Linked DNA regions of Homo sapiens: region 1 is linked to region 2. The links are chromatin contacts, found by Hi-C or POLR2A ChIA-PET in ENCODE. All regions are on one chromosome and are shown on one strand. The core of a region is the stretch at or near the end of the contact, and the rest is flanking DNA. Distances in the headings are between cores, read along the strand shown.

Region 1 (7,481 bases), core at 3,007-5,506, 36 kb before region 2:
AAAAGGAGAGAGTGGTGGAGCATCCATCTAAAATAACCCAAAAGTCAGATTTTTTAGATAAAAGTTTTTCTTTGTTTTTGAATCCCATATTTTTATTCTTATGGTATCTTCTAGTTAGAAAACAGTTATACTGTAAAAAGCTCATTTATGGTTGAGAAAAAAAATGATCCTTTACTTCTTCTTTTTTTTTTTTAACAACAATAGATAAACTAGAATTTATTTTCCTGAATCTTTTTTTTTTTTTGAGATGGAGTATCTCTTGCTCTTGTTGCCCAGGCTGGAGTGCGATGGCGCAATCTAGGCTCACTGCAACCTCTGCCTCCCAGGTTCAAGCAATTCTCCTCCCTCAGCCTCCCAAGTAGCTGGGATTACAGGCATGTGCTGGGATTACAGGCATGTGCCACCACGCCCGGTTAATTTTGTATTTTTAATAGAGATGACCATGTTGGCCAGGCTGGTCTCGAACTCCTGACCTCAGGTGATCCACCCACCTTGGCCTCCCAAAGTGCTGGGATTACAGGTGTGAGCCACTATGCCCGGCCTATTTTCCTGGATCTTTCAGGAAGTCCTATAACTAGTATTAAGAATTCTGGCCAGGCACAGTGGCTCACACCTGTAATGCCAGCACTTTGGGAGGCTGAGATGGGCGGATCACCTGAGGTCAGGAGTTTGAGACCAGCCTGGCCAACATGGTGAAACTCCGTCTCCACTAAAAATGCAAAAATTAGCTGGGCGTGGTGGCATATGCCTGTAATCCGAGCTATTTGGGAGGCTGAGGCACTAGAATTGCTTGAACCCAGGAGGCAGAGGTGTTGCAGTGAGCCCAGATTGTGCCACTGCACTCCATCCTGGGTGACAGACCAAGACTCTGCCTCAAAAAAAAAAAAAAAAAAAAAAGAATTCTGGGGCCGGGTGCAGTGGCTCACTCCTATAATCCCAGCACTTTGGGAGGCCAAGGTGCTCGGATCACTTGAGGCCAGGAATTGGAGACCAGCCTGGCCAACATGGTGAAACCCCACTTCAGCCTCCTGAGTAGCTCCTAAAAATATAAAAATTAGCCAGGTGTGGTGGCGTGCGCCTATAGTCCCTGCCACTCGGGAGGCTGAGCATGACAGTTGTTTGAACCCGGGGACAGAGGCTGCAGTGAGCTGCGATTATGTCACTGCACTCCTCCTGGGGTGACAGAGTGAGACTCTGTCTCAAAAGAAAAAAAAAATTCTGGACAAGACACCAGGAGTTAAGCCACGAGCATGAGAACCTCATATTCATGCTTAAAAAGTAAGGACAGGCTGGGCGCGGTGGCTCATGCCTGTAATCCCAACACTTTGGGAGGCTGAGGCGGGTGGATCATGAGGTCAGGAGTTCAAGACCAGCCTGGCCAAGATGGTGAAACTCTGTCTCTACTAAAAATACGAAAATCAGCTGGGCGTGGTGACAGGCGCCTGTAATGCCAGCTACTCAGGAGGCTGAGTTACAGAATTGCCTGAACCCAGGAGGCAGAGGTTGCAGTGAGCTGAGATTGTGCCACTTGCACTCCAGCCTGGGCAACAGAGCGAGACTCCTTCTCAAAAAAAAAAAAAAAAAGTAGGGACAAAGAGTAACCAATCTTCTAACACTTGCTGTAACAAGCTCTCTCTACACACATACCTGCTCACAACCAAAGCAGTAGCAGAGAGAATAAAAGAGGCAGAGAATTCTATTAGCCAGCAGGATGATTCCAACGTGGAAAAAATCTGTTAATGAAATGGGAAAGACTTCATATGGAAATGGAAAAGATTTATAAATAAGTTGGATGAGCAAGGATTTCATTTTTAATATCCTGTATAATGGAAATAAATTAAGATGGTAGAGATATTCCGAGTATAGCACATGACAGAGGGGAAGTGAAACTGAAGCAGGATGAACAGTTATGACCTCTGAGGATAGTCATAGACCATATTCCATGAAAAGAGGAAGAACAGAAATCTACAGAGGCACATAGATACATAGAAACAGCTATTGGCTGTCCGGCTGCAGCTTCTGCTAGGGCCTTCTTTTCTTTTTTTTTTTTCTTTCTTTTTTTTTTTTTTTTTTTGAGGCAGGGTCTTGCTCTGTTGCCCAGACTGGAGTGTGGTGGTGCGATTGTGGCTCATTGCAGCCTTGACCTCCTGGGCCCAAGCGATCCACCTACCTTAGCTTGCTGAGTAGTTGGGACTAAAGGTGTGTACCAGCCACTACACGGCTAGTTTTTAGTTTTTTTTTTTAAGAGACAGGGTCTTCCTGTGTTTCTAGGCTGGTCTCAAATTTCTGGGCTCAAGCAATCCTCCAGGCTTAGCTTCCCAAAGTGCTGGGATTACAGGCATGAGCCACAGCACCTGACCTCCTTTTGTTTTTTTTTTGAGACAGAGTTTCCCTCTTGTCACCCAGGCTGGAGTGCAGTGGCGCGATCTCTGCTCACTGCAACCTCCGCTTTCTGGGTTCAAGTGATTCTCCTGCCTCAGCCTCCCGAGTAGCTGGGATTACAGGTGCCTGCCACCACGCCCAGCTAATTTTTGGTAGAGATGGGATTTCACCATGTTGGCCAGGCTGGTCTCAAACTCCTGACCTCTGGTGATCCGCCCGCCTAGGCCTCCCAAAGTGCTGAGATTACAGGCATGAGCCACCACACCTGGCCCCTTTTGTCTTTGACTTGAGAAAAACATTAATCTCACAATATAACAACAGAAAAATTTACCAAATTTGCTGGGTGCAGTGGCTCATGCCTGTAATCCCAGCACTCTGGGAGGCCGAGGTGGGCGGATCACAAGGTCAGGAGTTCAAGACCAGCCTGGCCAACATGGTGAAACCCTGTCTCTACTAAAGATACAAAAAATTAGCCAGGTGTGGTGACACACTCCTGTAATCCTAGCTACTAGGGAGGCTGAGGCAGGAGAATCACTTGAGCCCGGGAGGCAGAGGTTGCAGTTGAGCTGAGATCGCACCACTGCACGCCAGCCTGGGTGACAGGGTGAGACTGTCTCAAAAAAAAAAAAAAAAAGAAAACAAAAAAAACAAATTAGTTGTTTTAATATTCATGTTCCCATCAAGTTCTTACCCATATGTATACGGAATTTCTAGCAACATAATCATGGTATAGATAAAATTCATGCCAGGCGTGGTGGTTCACACCTGTGATCCCATCACTTTAGGAGGCTGAGGTGGGTAGATTGCTTGAGTCCAGGAGTTCAAGACCAGCCTGGCCAACATGGTGAAACCCCGTATCTACTAAAAATACAAAAAAATTAGCTAGGCGTGGGGGCATGTGGCTGTCGTACCAGCTATTTGGGAGGCTGGGGTGGGAGGATCGCTTGAGGCCTGGAAGCAAGGGTTGCAGTGAGCCCAGATCTCGCCACTGCACTCTAGCCTGGGCAACAGATCCCATGATTTCCTCTGGTCTCTGTTGTACCATAGCCTTAATCACTGATTAAGTTACTGGACATGCTCTGATTAATTGCTAGTAATTTTACTTGGACATATTTATCTAGCAAAATAAACTTATAGTAATCCAACTATGACAGCAAATAATAATAAAGTAGTAAAACATAGAACATACCATATGGTCCTGATTCGCCAAGTCGTATTTCAGTGCAAATGACTTCACTCTTCCTACATATATTGTATTGTAAAATTTTATAAGATCACCTCTTTCCTCTTTCACTGGTCCACTGGAACAGTCAGGTGTTTTTGTAGCATCTTCTAAGTCTGTTAAAAAGAATGCAATGTTGTGATACAAAGCATACTTTTTATTTTTTTGAGACAGGGTCTCACTTTGTCACCCAGGGTGGAGTGCAGTGGTGCAATCTTGGCTCACTGCAGCCCTGACCTCCTGGATTCAAGTGATCCTCCCATCTCAGCCTCCTGAGTAGCTGGGACCACAGGCACGTGCCACCATGCCTGGCTATTTTTTATTTTTAGTAGAGACGGGGTTTTGCCATGTTGCCCAGGATGGTTTCCAACTCCTGGGCTCAAGTGATCCACCAGCCTCAGCCTCTCAAAGTGCTGGGATTACAGGCATGAGCCACCATGCCCAGCCACAAAGCATACTTTAATATACAAGTTGGTGATTTAAATGACCTTTCTACAATATTAAAAAAAACCCACAAATCTTTATGTAGAGAAATTAATATTTTCAGAGAAGGTTCAGCAATCCATCTGTATTACTTATAAGTCAAATTGGAATCTAGAGAAATGCAAACATATGAACTGAAGGTGGTGCTCTTTTCTCTAGATTCCACTTCAGAATGTTTTCACAACCATAGCTGTTGAGCTCACTGTCACTAGTGGCTCTTAGAGGGGTAACAGCCCTGGGCTGGTGTTTAGCTAAGTTCTACAGTATGGGAGGCAGTGGCAAACCTCAGCTTCAGACAACTAAAAGGCCTGCAGATATTCTTCTTGTGTCTTTGAGAAAGGTGGAAAGATTCTAAAAGGTAAAGCATATCCTGAGAGGTTAAGGAAGAAGCAAAATGAATTACATTTATTTCTCTGCAAATACATGGCAGGTGACAGGTGTTCTAAGAGCCTTATTGTACCACATACAACAGGAACCCTGATCAGGAACCAGTGTTCAGGTTTTACTGAGCACCCTCAATTGTAAAATAACAGCTTACCCCAACATAGTTTCCTACTTAATGGTGCAACTCTGGGATAGCTTGTGAAACCAGGCAGAACTTTGTCCTACTATTTTTTGGGGAAGGAAGAGTATTACAGGGTATTACAAACTATCATTTACTTGTATACACAAGAACCATGTGCTAAGAAAACCACTACCAATTAAAAAGAATTTAGCACATATATGAAAAAAGCTCTCATTCTCAATACACTGGCCTACAAACATTGAGAACATGGGTAGAAGCAATGCCTTCACCTTAGGAAAACCAGAAAACACAAACATGGTTCAAAAACCAAACAGCCCCAGGGGATGTCAGTCTTAATTTGGATGTCTTTTTCACTTCTGCTATTTCTAAAGGATCTTGACGAGGGTGGGAGGGGAGGGGAGCTATGTGGTTAAATAAAGTTGAGGAAATGCTGTATATTATATTGGAAATTCAGAAATTCATGTTAGTATAAGGCTCTGAGAAGTACTGCAGTTGGGGAAAAAAAATAACTCTCATGTTCACTTTAATTCCATACTTCCCCAGTTTTTTGTGTATAGTCTCTCTTCCCCCAAAACACTTTTTTTTTTTTTGAGACGGAGTCTTGCTCTGTCACCCAGCCTGGAGTGCAGTGGTGCAATCTCGGCTCACTGCAGTCTCTGCCCGCTGGGATCCAGCGACTCTCCTGCCTCAGCCTCCTGGGTAGCTGGGATTACAGAAGCATGCCACCACGTCTGGCTAATTTTTGTATTTTCAGTAGAGATGGTGTTTCGCCAGCTGGAAAGGCTGGTCTCGAACTCCTGACCTCAGGTGATCTGCCCGCCTTGGCCTCCCAAAGTGCTGGGATTACAGGCGTGAGCCACTGCGCCTGGACCCCCCAAAACACTTATACTACCATTCTGGGAAACACTGTTTCAAAGGATACTGGCTTGTTAACAGCTCTTCTAGGTTATTCTCATTATATGGATCAATTAAAATTATTTTTTTGTTTTGTTTTTATGAAAGGTTCTTGATCCTCTTGCCTCAGTCTCCCGAGTAGCTGGGACTACAGGTGCACGCTGCCACACCGAGCTAATTTTTTTTTACTTTTTGTAGAGACAGGGTCTCCCTATGTTTTCTAGGCTGGTCTCTAACTCCTGGGCTCAAGTGATCCTCCCACCTTGGCCTCTCAAAGTGCTGGGATTACAGACATGAGCGAACACGCCTGGTCTAAAATTATTTAATGTCCTCCTTAGATTAGAAATTTCTTGAGACAGAGACTATAGTGTCTCTATATTTCTGTGTCATTCCAATTCCAGCTGTTAATACTAACATAAGGTAAGGAGCTATACTTTACTTGAATGAACCAAACATTTAAAATTGTGGGAGGCTGGGTGTGGTGAAACCCTGTCTCTATAAAAATTTTTTTAAAAATTAAAGAAATTTAAAAACTAGGTGTGGTGGCATGCACCTTTAGCCCTAGCTACTTGGGAGGCTGAGATGACAGGATCGCTTGAACCCAGGAAATCAAGGTTGCAGTGAGCTATGATTGCCCCATTACATTCCAGCCTGGGCAACAGAGCAAGATCTCATCTCTAAAATTAAAAAAAAACTGAAGAAAAAAAAGACATTTAAAAAAACATACTTGGCCGGGTATGGTGGCTCATGCCTGTAATTCCAGCACTTTGGGAGGCTGAGGTGGGAGGATCACTTGAGCCCAAGAGTTCAAGACCAGTCTGGGCAACACAGTGAGACCCCATCTCGGTCTCCCAAAGTGCTGGGATTACAGGTGTGAGCCACCATGTCCGGCCAGAAATGGGTTTTTACTGATGAAAATAGTGAATGTTTATTAAGTGTGACTAATGCTAAAAAAGCCATACTCATTAATACAATAAATTTGATATTGCTTATAAATAATAGCTATTACTAAGGCCTTACTATGAACAAGCCCTGTATTAAATATTATATATATGCATATATGTATACATAGTTGTGTATTGCATAATGATGGGTTATCTTCTCAGAAATGCATTGTTGAAATGATTTTGTCATGAGAATACTATAGAATATACTTACACAAACCTAGATTGTATGGCCAACTACACACCTAGGCTGGATGGTATAGTATATTGCTCCTAAGGTACAAACCTGTACAGCATGTTACTGTATTGAATACCACAGGCAATTGTATCACAATGGCAAGTATTTGTGCATCTAAATATATCTAAACATAGAAAAGGTACAGTAAAAATACAGCACTATAATCTTATAGGACCACTGTTGTATGTGTGGACCATCACGGACTCAAACATCATTATATGGCACATGACTATGTGTGTGTGTGTGTGTGTGTGTGTGTGTCCACACATACATACATATACATATAATTATCTTTTTTATTTTTAGAGACAAGATCTTGCTCTATCACCCAGGCTGAAGTGCAGTGGTGCAATCATAGTGCACTCCAATCTCAAATTCCTGGATTCAAGTGATCTTCCTGCCTCAGCCTCCCAAGTAGTTGGGACTACAGGTGTGAGCCACCATGCCCAGCTAATTTTTTATTTTCATTTTTTGCAGACAGGGGTCTTGCTGTGTTGCTCATGCTGGTCTTTAATTTCCGGGCTCAAGGGATCCTCCTGCCTCAGCCTTCCAAAGTGCTGGGATTACAGGCATGAGCCACAACACTCAGCCTAAATATAATTCTTTTTAATCCTTAAAACAAGTTTCTAAGGAAGCAATGTAAAGTTTTCAATTAACTACAATACACTTGAGTACAGTGTTATGTTTGTGTTACTTAGGTTAAGCTATAACCTGGGTCTCACAAGTATTCTAATCAAGACTGCCACTCTGGAGCAGTCTGCTAACATGACATTGAAGAATTCACAGCCCATG
Region 2 (7,073 bases), core at 3,609-6,108:
GATTACAGGCACCCGCCACCACACCCAGCTAATTTTTGTGTTTTTGGTAGAGATGGGGTTTCACCATGTTGGCCAGGCTGGTCTCAAACTCCTGACCTCAGGTGATCCGCCTGCCTTGGCCTCCCAAAGTGCTGGGATTACAGGTGTGAGCCACCGCACCTGGCCTGCAGTCATTTTTATGATCCTGCATTGCATGTAAAGCAAAGATTGCAGACAGACAAACACACATACACAATCACACAGAGTCCAAAAATGGATGTACCGTACTATGTAACCTGAATACTTGTTCATCTAAGATTTGTTAAGGGATACTATGTGGTCAGGAGATTTTAACTGATTTTTAAAAATCCAAGCGCTATATAATCCACAAGATACACACATCAGCTCGCTACATCACAAGAGAAAATAAGGAAGAATGAACTAAAATCTTTCCATTGGTAAGTCTCAAAATGAACTATTTTAAGAATAAAAATAACTAGTTTATTAGATGAACTTAAGCATTCCAAAGAGAATACAAATTTTATTTTGCTTTAAATGTTTTTCTACAGAGACATACACAGGCAAAGGAAGAATATAAATTTGGGAAATTTGGAAAAGTAGGTATTTAGCTTAGTGATATGGTTTGGCTGTGTCCCCACCCAAATCTCATCTTGACTGTAGTTCCCATAATTCCCACGTGTCATGGGAGGGACCAGGTGGGAGGTCACTGAATCATGGGGGTGGGTCTTTCCCATGCTGTTCTCCTGATAGTGAATAAGTCTCATGAGATCTGATGGTTTTATCAAGAGGAGTTCCCCTGCACAAGCTCTCTTGCCTGCTGCCATGTAAGATGTGCCTTTGCTCTTCCCTTTGCCTTCCACCATGATCGTGAGGCCTCCCCAGCCATGTGGAACTGTGAGTAAATCAAACCTCTTTCCTTTATAAATTACCCAATTTTGGGTATGTCTTTATTAGCAGTGTGAGAACAGGCTAATACACTTATCTTGTTTTTTCCTTTCTTCTTTTTCTTTTTTTCTGGGACATGAGGGGGGTCTCACTATTTCGCCCAGGCTGGGTTCAAACACAATCCTCAATACTCCTGCCTCAGCCTTCTGAGTAGCTAGGACTACAGAAAGATGCCATCGTGCCTGACTTTAGCTTATTTAAACAGTTCTCCATTAGCATTCAGGAAAGATTACATATATTTATTAAATAAATTACATTTAAAATTCTATTAATATAGAATACACTATAGTATATAATATAGTGTACAATGAGCTACACAGGGGTGCTGGCACAAGCATCAAGCTCCTTTTCGAACCCTGCTGAATAAATTAGATTTCTTAATAACATACTCACAAGACTTAAAATTTTCCCTGAAAAAAAGCCAAATGCCCTTTGTTACTTTTTCATTCCTTTACCAATGTTGAACCTACCTCTTCGAAGACTCCCACTGTCAGTTCGAACTTCCTTGACTCTTGGGTGCATTAGAGGAGACATTGGCATCAGGGGAAGATGTCCCTGCACATTTCCTCCATTTCCTGTTTCAAAGTTATTTGGGAATATAACCTGTAGAAAACAAAAACCCTTTGATTTACATATAGATAAACTTGCTGATTAAAACTTATTAAAAATGTTTTCTTTTCTTTTTTTGAGATAAAGTCTCATTCTGTTGCCCAGGCTGGAATGCAGTGGCACGATTTCAGCTCACAGCAACCTCCAACGCCCGGGGTTCAAGTAATTCTCCTTCCTCAGCCTCCTGAGTAGCTGGGACTACAGGTGTGTGCCATCATGCCCGGCTAATTTTTGTATTTTTAGGAGAGACGAGGTTTCACCATGTTGGCCAGGCTGATCTCGAATTCCTGACCTCAGATGATTCACCCACCTCAGCCTCCCAAAGTGCTAGGATTACAGGTGTGAGCCACTGTGCCTGGCCGAAAAAGTGTTTTCTTAACTTTTTTTTACTATTTTATTTCTTTCTCACTTCTTCACAAAATACAACTTGGATAAAGTGCTCAATTCTTAATGTTAACGAACGTATGGAAAGAGTTCATTTCATTTAACCTTATAATTTATATAGGTAAGTTACCAACCACAAGAACTAAACCTCTGAGGTAGGCAGTATCATTCTCCATTTAGGGATGAGAAAATTGAGGATCTGAATGTGAAATTTGCCCAAGGTCACACAACTAGTAAGTTATAAGAGCAACGGCTTCAATACTAATCCTTCTTCAAGTTCACAGCTTTTTTGAACTTGAAGGAGTCTGAAGTTCTTCAATGGAAATAAACTGATGAATACTGAAGAGTGGCCCAATAAGTTACTGTCTGCTGCAAAAGACCAAAGAAGTATGGAAGAGAGATTTCAAGAAACCATCTTCTTTCCAATTCCTCCTGGCCTTGGACAGTTCTAGTAGTTTGGGATTAGGGAAAAATTCAAGAAGATTAATGAAGTACATAAGGAGACAAAACAAAGAATCAAAAGACACGAGTTACAAAAGAATAACAGAAGTAGACAAAAAAAACCCCACAATTTCTCACGATACTACTATTAAAAATGTAATTTGTGCACAACTCTGGGCACACATTTTTAATTTTTATTTATTTATTCATTTAATTTTTTTTTGAGACACAGTCTCGCTCTGTTGTCCAGGCTGGAGTGCAATGGCACGATCTCAGCTCACTGCAACCTCCGCCTCCTGGGTTCAAGCAATTCTCCTGCCTCAGCCTCCCAAGTAGCTGGGATTATGGGTGTGTGCCACCATGCCCAGCTAATTTTTTGTATTTTTAGTAGAGACGGGGTTTCACCATATTGGCCAGCCTGGTCTCGAACGCTTGACCTCAGGCAATCCACTTGCCTTGGCCTCCCAAAGTGCTGGGATTATAGTCATGAGCCACTGCACCAGCCTCTGTTTTTTATTTTTTAATTCTGAATACCACCAATGAAAAGTGTTCAATCTTTATACAGACATTTGAAAATTTTTAAGTAAGTTTAATGGTTTCCTAGACATGATATCAAAAAGCAGAAGCAAAAGAAAAAATATCTGAATTGGACACCATCAAAATTAAAAATTTTTGCATTTCAAAGACACCATCAAGAAAGTGAAAAGACAGGCCAGGTGCAGTGGCTCATGCCTGTAATCCCAGCACTTTGGAAGACCATCCTGGCTAACACGGTGAAACCCTGCCTCTACCACAAATATAAAGAAATTAGCTGGGCGTGGTGGTGGGTGCTTGTAGTCCCAGCTACTCAGGAGGCTGAGGCTGGAGAATGGCGTGAACCCGGGAGGTGGAGCTTGCAGTGAGCCGAGATCACGCCACCGCACTCCAGCCTGGGCAACAGAGCAAGACTTTGTCTCAAAAAAAAAAAAAAAAAAAGAAAGTGAAAAGACAACCTAGAAAATGGGAGAAACATTTTGCAAATCATTTATCTGATAAGGGATTTGTATCTAGAATAGATGAAGAACTCCTATAATTCAATAATAAAAAGACAACCCAATTACAAAATGGGCAAAAGATCTGAATAGACATTTCTCCAAAGAAGATATGCAAACAGCTTACAAGCACATAAAAAGATGTTGATCATCATTAGCCACCAGGGAAATGCAAATAAAACCACAATGAGATATTACTTCACTCCTACTAGAATGGCAGGATTAAAAAGGCAGATAATAACAAGCATTAGCAAGGATATGAAGAAACTGGAATCTTTCTACATTGACCGTAGGAACAATAAAATGGTGCAGCCATTTTAGAAAGCAGTCTGACAGTTTCCCAAAAGCTTAAACAGAGTTACCATATGAACCTGCAATTCCACTCCAAGAAAAATGAAAACATATGTACATATGTTCACACAAAAACTTGTGCCTGAATGTTCATAGCAGCATCAATCATAATAGCCAAAAGGGGTTAGTTGTGGTGGCTCATGCCTGTAATCCCAGCACTTTGGGAAACTGAGGTGGGAGGATCGCTTGAGCCCAGGAATTCAAGACTAGCCTGGGCAACATAGGGAGATCCCATCTCTACAAAAACTACAAAAATTAGCCAGGTGTGGTGTGTGTGCCTGTAGTCCCAGCTACTCAGAAGGCTGTGGGGAGATCATTTGTGCCTGGGAGGTTGAGGCTGCAGTGAGCCGTGATGGCGCCACTGCACTCCAGCCTGGGTGACAGAGTGAGATCTTGTCCCCCCCCCTCCAAAAAAAAAAAAAAAAAAGTCAAAAGGTGGAAACAACTCAAATATTTATCAACCGATGAATGGATAAATAAAATGTAGCATCCATACAATGGAATATTACTTAGCAACAAAAGGAAATGAGCCAGATGTGGTGGCTCACACTTGCAATTCTAGCACTTTGGGAGGCTGAGATGGGAGGACTGCTTGAGCTCAGGAGTTTGAGATCAGCCTGTGCAACATGGCAAGATCCTGTCTCTACACACACATGCGCGCGTGCACACACACACACACACACACACAATTAGCCGGGTGTGGCCAGGCGCGGTGGCTCAAGCCTCTAGCCTCTAATCCCAGCACTTTGGGAGGCTGAGGCAGGTGGAGCATGAGGTCAGGAGTTCAAGAACAGCCTGGACAAGATGGTGAAACCCCGTCTCTACTAAAAAAAGTACAAAAAAAATTAGCCGGGTGTGGTGGTGGGTGCCTATAATCCCAGCTACACGGGAGGCTGAGACAGAGAATTGCTTGAACTGGGAGGCAGACGTTGCAGTGAGCCGAGACTGTGCCACTGCTCTCCAGCCTGGGTGACAGAGCAAGACTCCATCTCAAAAAAAGAAAAACAGAAAGAAAAAAAAATTAGCCGGGTGTGGGTGTGGTGGTATGTGCCTGTGGTCTCAGCTACTTGAGAGGCAGAAGGACAGTTTGGGCCGAGGAAGTTGAGGGTGTAGTCAGTGCACCATCTTTGTCCACTGCACACCAGCCCGGGCAAGAGTGAAACCCCGCCTTAAAAAAAGAGAGGAAATGAAATACCGATACATTCTACAACATGGATGAACCTTAAAAACATTATGCTAAGTGACAGATGCCCAGTCAAAAGGGACTACATTTTTATGATTCCATTTATATGAAATGTCTAGAATAGGCAAATTTATGGAGACAGAAAGTAGATTAGTGGTTACTTACAGCTAGGGAGAAGATTCGGGGGTAGGGAAGTGATAGCTAAAGGATGTAGGTTTCTTTTTGAAGTGATGACTATATTCTAAAATTGTGGTTATGGCTGCACATATCTATTTATATACTAAAACCACTGAATTGTACACTTAAAATGGGTGAACTCTATGGTATAGGAATTATCTCTCAATAAAGCTGGTTTTTTTTTTTTTTTTTTTAATGATACGATTATCAGCCTTGCCCAGACTCACTTCTTCACAGGTAGGAACTTTGTTTGCAGAAACCTGGAGAGCCTCCCACAGTGCAGAATCGTGACTCCATGCTAAACTCTCCAAAATCTGTTCTTCAATGCTGTTTAGGTGTTTCACCATGTCCCTTGAGAGCCCCTCTTCTGAGCGGATCACCACCTCAATAACCTGCAGAGGAGAAAGTGAGAAGGCAATGTGGTTTCAAGCAGTTAGTTCTAGTCTGGACTTGCATGTAGGACTAGCTGTGGCTTTCTTCTTCTTCTTCTTTTTTTTGAGACGGAGTTTCCCTCTGTTGCCCAGGCTGGAGTACAGTGGTGTGATCTTGGCTCACTGCAACCTCTGCCTCCCAGGTTCAAGTGATTCTCCTGCCTCAGCCTCCCGAGTAGCTGGGATTACAGGCACCTGCCACCACACCTGGCTAATTTTTGTAGTTTTTAGTAGAGCCGAGGTTTCACCATGTTGGCTAGGCTGGTCTAGAACTCCTGACCTCAGGTGATCTGCCCGCCTAGGCCTCCCAAAGTGCTGGGACTACAGTTGTGAGCCACTGCGCCCGGCCACTGTGGCCTTATTCTGTGGCACAGAACCAAAGTCATCTTTGAACCATAATTCTGTGGCTTACTAACATCTTCTAATTTATAAAGGAGTTTTTAAGTTCTTTAAAATATGTTCACATATATTTCTGTTTTTCACGTTTTATATTATAAATGACAACTTGAGGCAACGATAGGTGAAAACTGGTCAACAGACCAACAGTGGGAGAAGTCAGGTCTTGGGTTCCAAGTCTAGTTCTATTTTGAATGTATTGCTCCTTTCCAGACTATTTTTTCCACTAACTCAAAATAACAGAATGAATGAACTATTTAAAGTGACTTTGCGTATATACACTATAATTCCATTTTATAAGGGAAGTATCTAGAATAAAGTTTATATACACAAAATATTAATAATATGATTGTTAATAGATTATGATGTATGACTTTAATATTCACATTTATTTACTTATTTATTTATTTATTTATTTATTTATTTATTTATTTATTTTGAGACGGAGTCTCACTCTGTCACCCAGGCTGGAGTGCAGCGGCGCCATCTCGGCTCACTGCAATCTCTGCCTCCCAGGTTCAAGCGATTCTCCTGCCTCAGCCTCCCGGGTAGCTGGGACTACAGGCACGTGCCCCCATGCCTGGCTAATTTTTTGTATTTTTAGTAGAGATGGGGTTTTACTATATTAGCCAGGATGGTCTCAATCTCCTGACCTCATGATCCGCCCGCCTTGGCCTCCCAAAGTGCTGGGATTATAGGCATGAGCCACCGTGCCTGGCCCACATTTATGTTTATGATTTTCTTCAATGAGCACATATCATTTATGTCATTTAAAAAAACAAAGGAGGCCGACACAGTGGCTCATGCCTGTAATCCCAGCACTTTAGGAGGCCACAGTGAGAGGATTGCTTGAGACCAGGAGTTCGAGACCAGCCTGGGCAACATAGTGAAACCGAGTCTCTATTGAAAAAAAAGGCATTTAGCTGCTTGAATAAAATAAGGATGTTATAAATAAAAACCAATTACTATGAGGTTGTTGACAAAACTAAACTTTTTCCTAATGGCAAAAGTTGAATACACACATTAACATTAAAGTGAGTGTATAGTAGAATCACTTCTCCCTAAGAAACCTAAAAATACTTTAATCACACTCAGTAATTCACACAGATAAGCTTTCCAATGACC

Evidence for each region. A loop is a pair of places that touch in the nucleus more often than their neighbours do. ChIA-PET counts read pairs that join two places held with the same protein, here RNA polymerase II (POLR2A). Pooled maps may share reads with other maps.
Region 1: a loop to region 2 is called in a map of B cell, with 9 times the contacts of the local background. The contact joins two enhancer-like sites. A Hi-C loop is called at or near these places in 7 of 168 maps with a recorded cell type or tissue (B cell, CD4-positive, alpha-beta T cell, CD4-positive, alpha-beta memory T cell and 2 more), 7 of 37 single-sample maps with no recorded cell type and 14 of 50 pooled maps. POLR2A ChIA-PET finds 5 or more read pairs at or near these places in 25 of 52 experiments (AG04449, B cell, CD4-positive, alpha-beta T cell and 19 more).

What each region holds. Positions count from the first base shown.
Region 1 is chr20:37,003,840-37,011,320 of GRCh38, forward strand. RBL1 (RB transcriptional corepressor like 1) reads right to left here. Exons shown (of 22, transcript NM_002895.5): 20 at 3,572-3,720; 21 at 1-27. Among named protein-coding and RNA genes, the nearest start is that of SAMHD1, 56 kb to the left of the region's middle. Within about 2 kb of position 4,257, at least 7 of the 41 ENCODE cell types and tissues checked have a DNase peak (open chromatin) inside an H3K27ac peak, as active enhancers do; they include B cell, CD4-positive, alpha-beta T cell, GM12878 and 1 more, where a contact is called at or near this core.
Region 2 is chr20:37,038,738-37,045,810 of GRCh38, forward strand. It overlaps RBL1 (RB transcriptional corepressor like 1), which reads right to left. Exons shown (of 22, transcript NM_002895.5): 13 at 5,349-5,513; 14 at 1,416-1,548. Among named protein-coding and RNA genes, the nearest start is that of RBL1, 54 kb to the right of the region's middle. RefSeq lists enhancers at 4,687-4,786, 5,527-5,696. Within about 2 kb of position 4,859, at least 6 of the 41 ENCODE cell types and tissues checked have a DNase peak (open chromatin) inside an H3K27ac peak, as active enhancers do; they include B cell, CD4-positive, alpha-beta T cell, GM12878 and 1 more, where a contact is called at or near this core.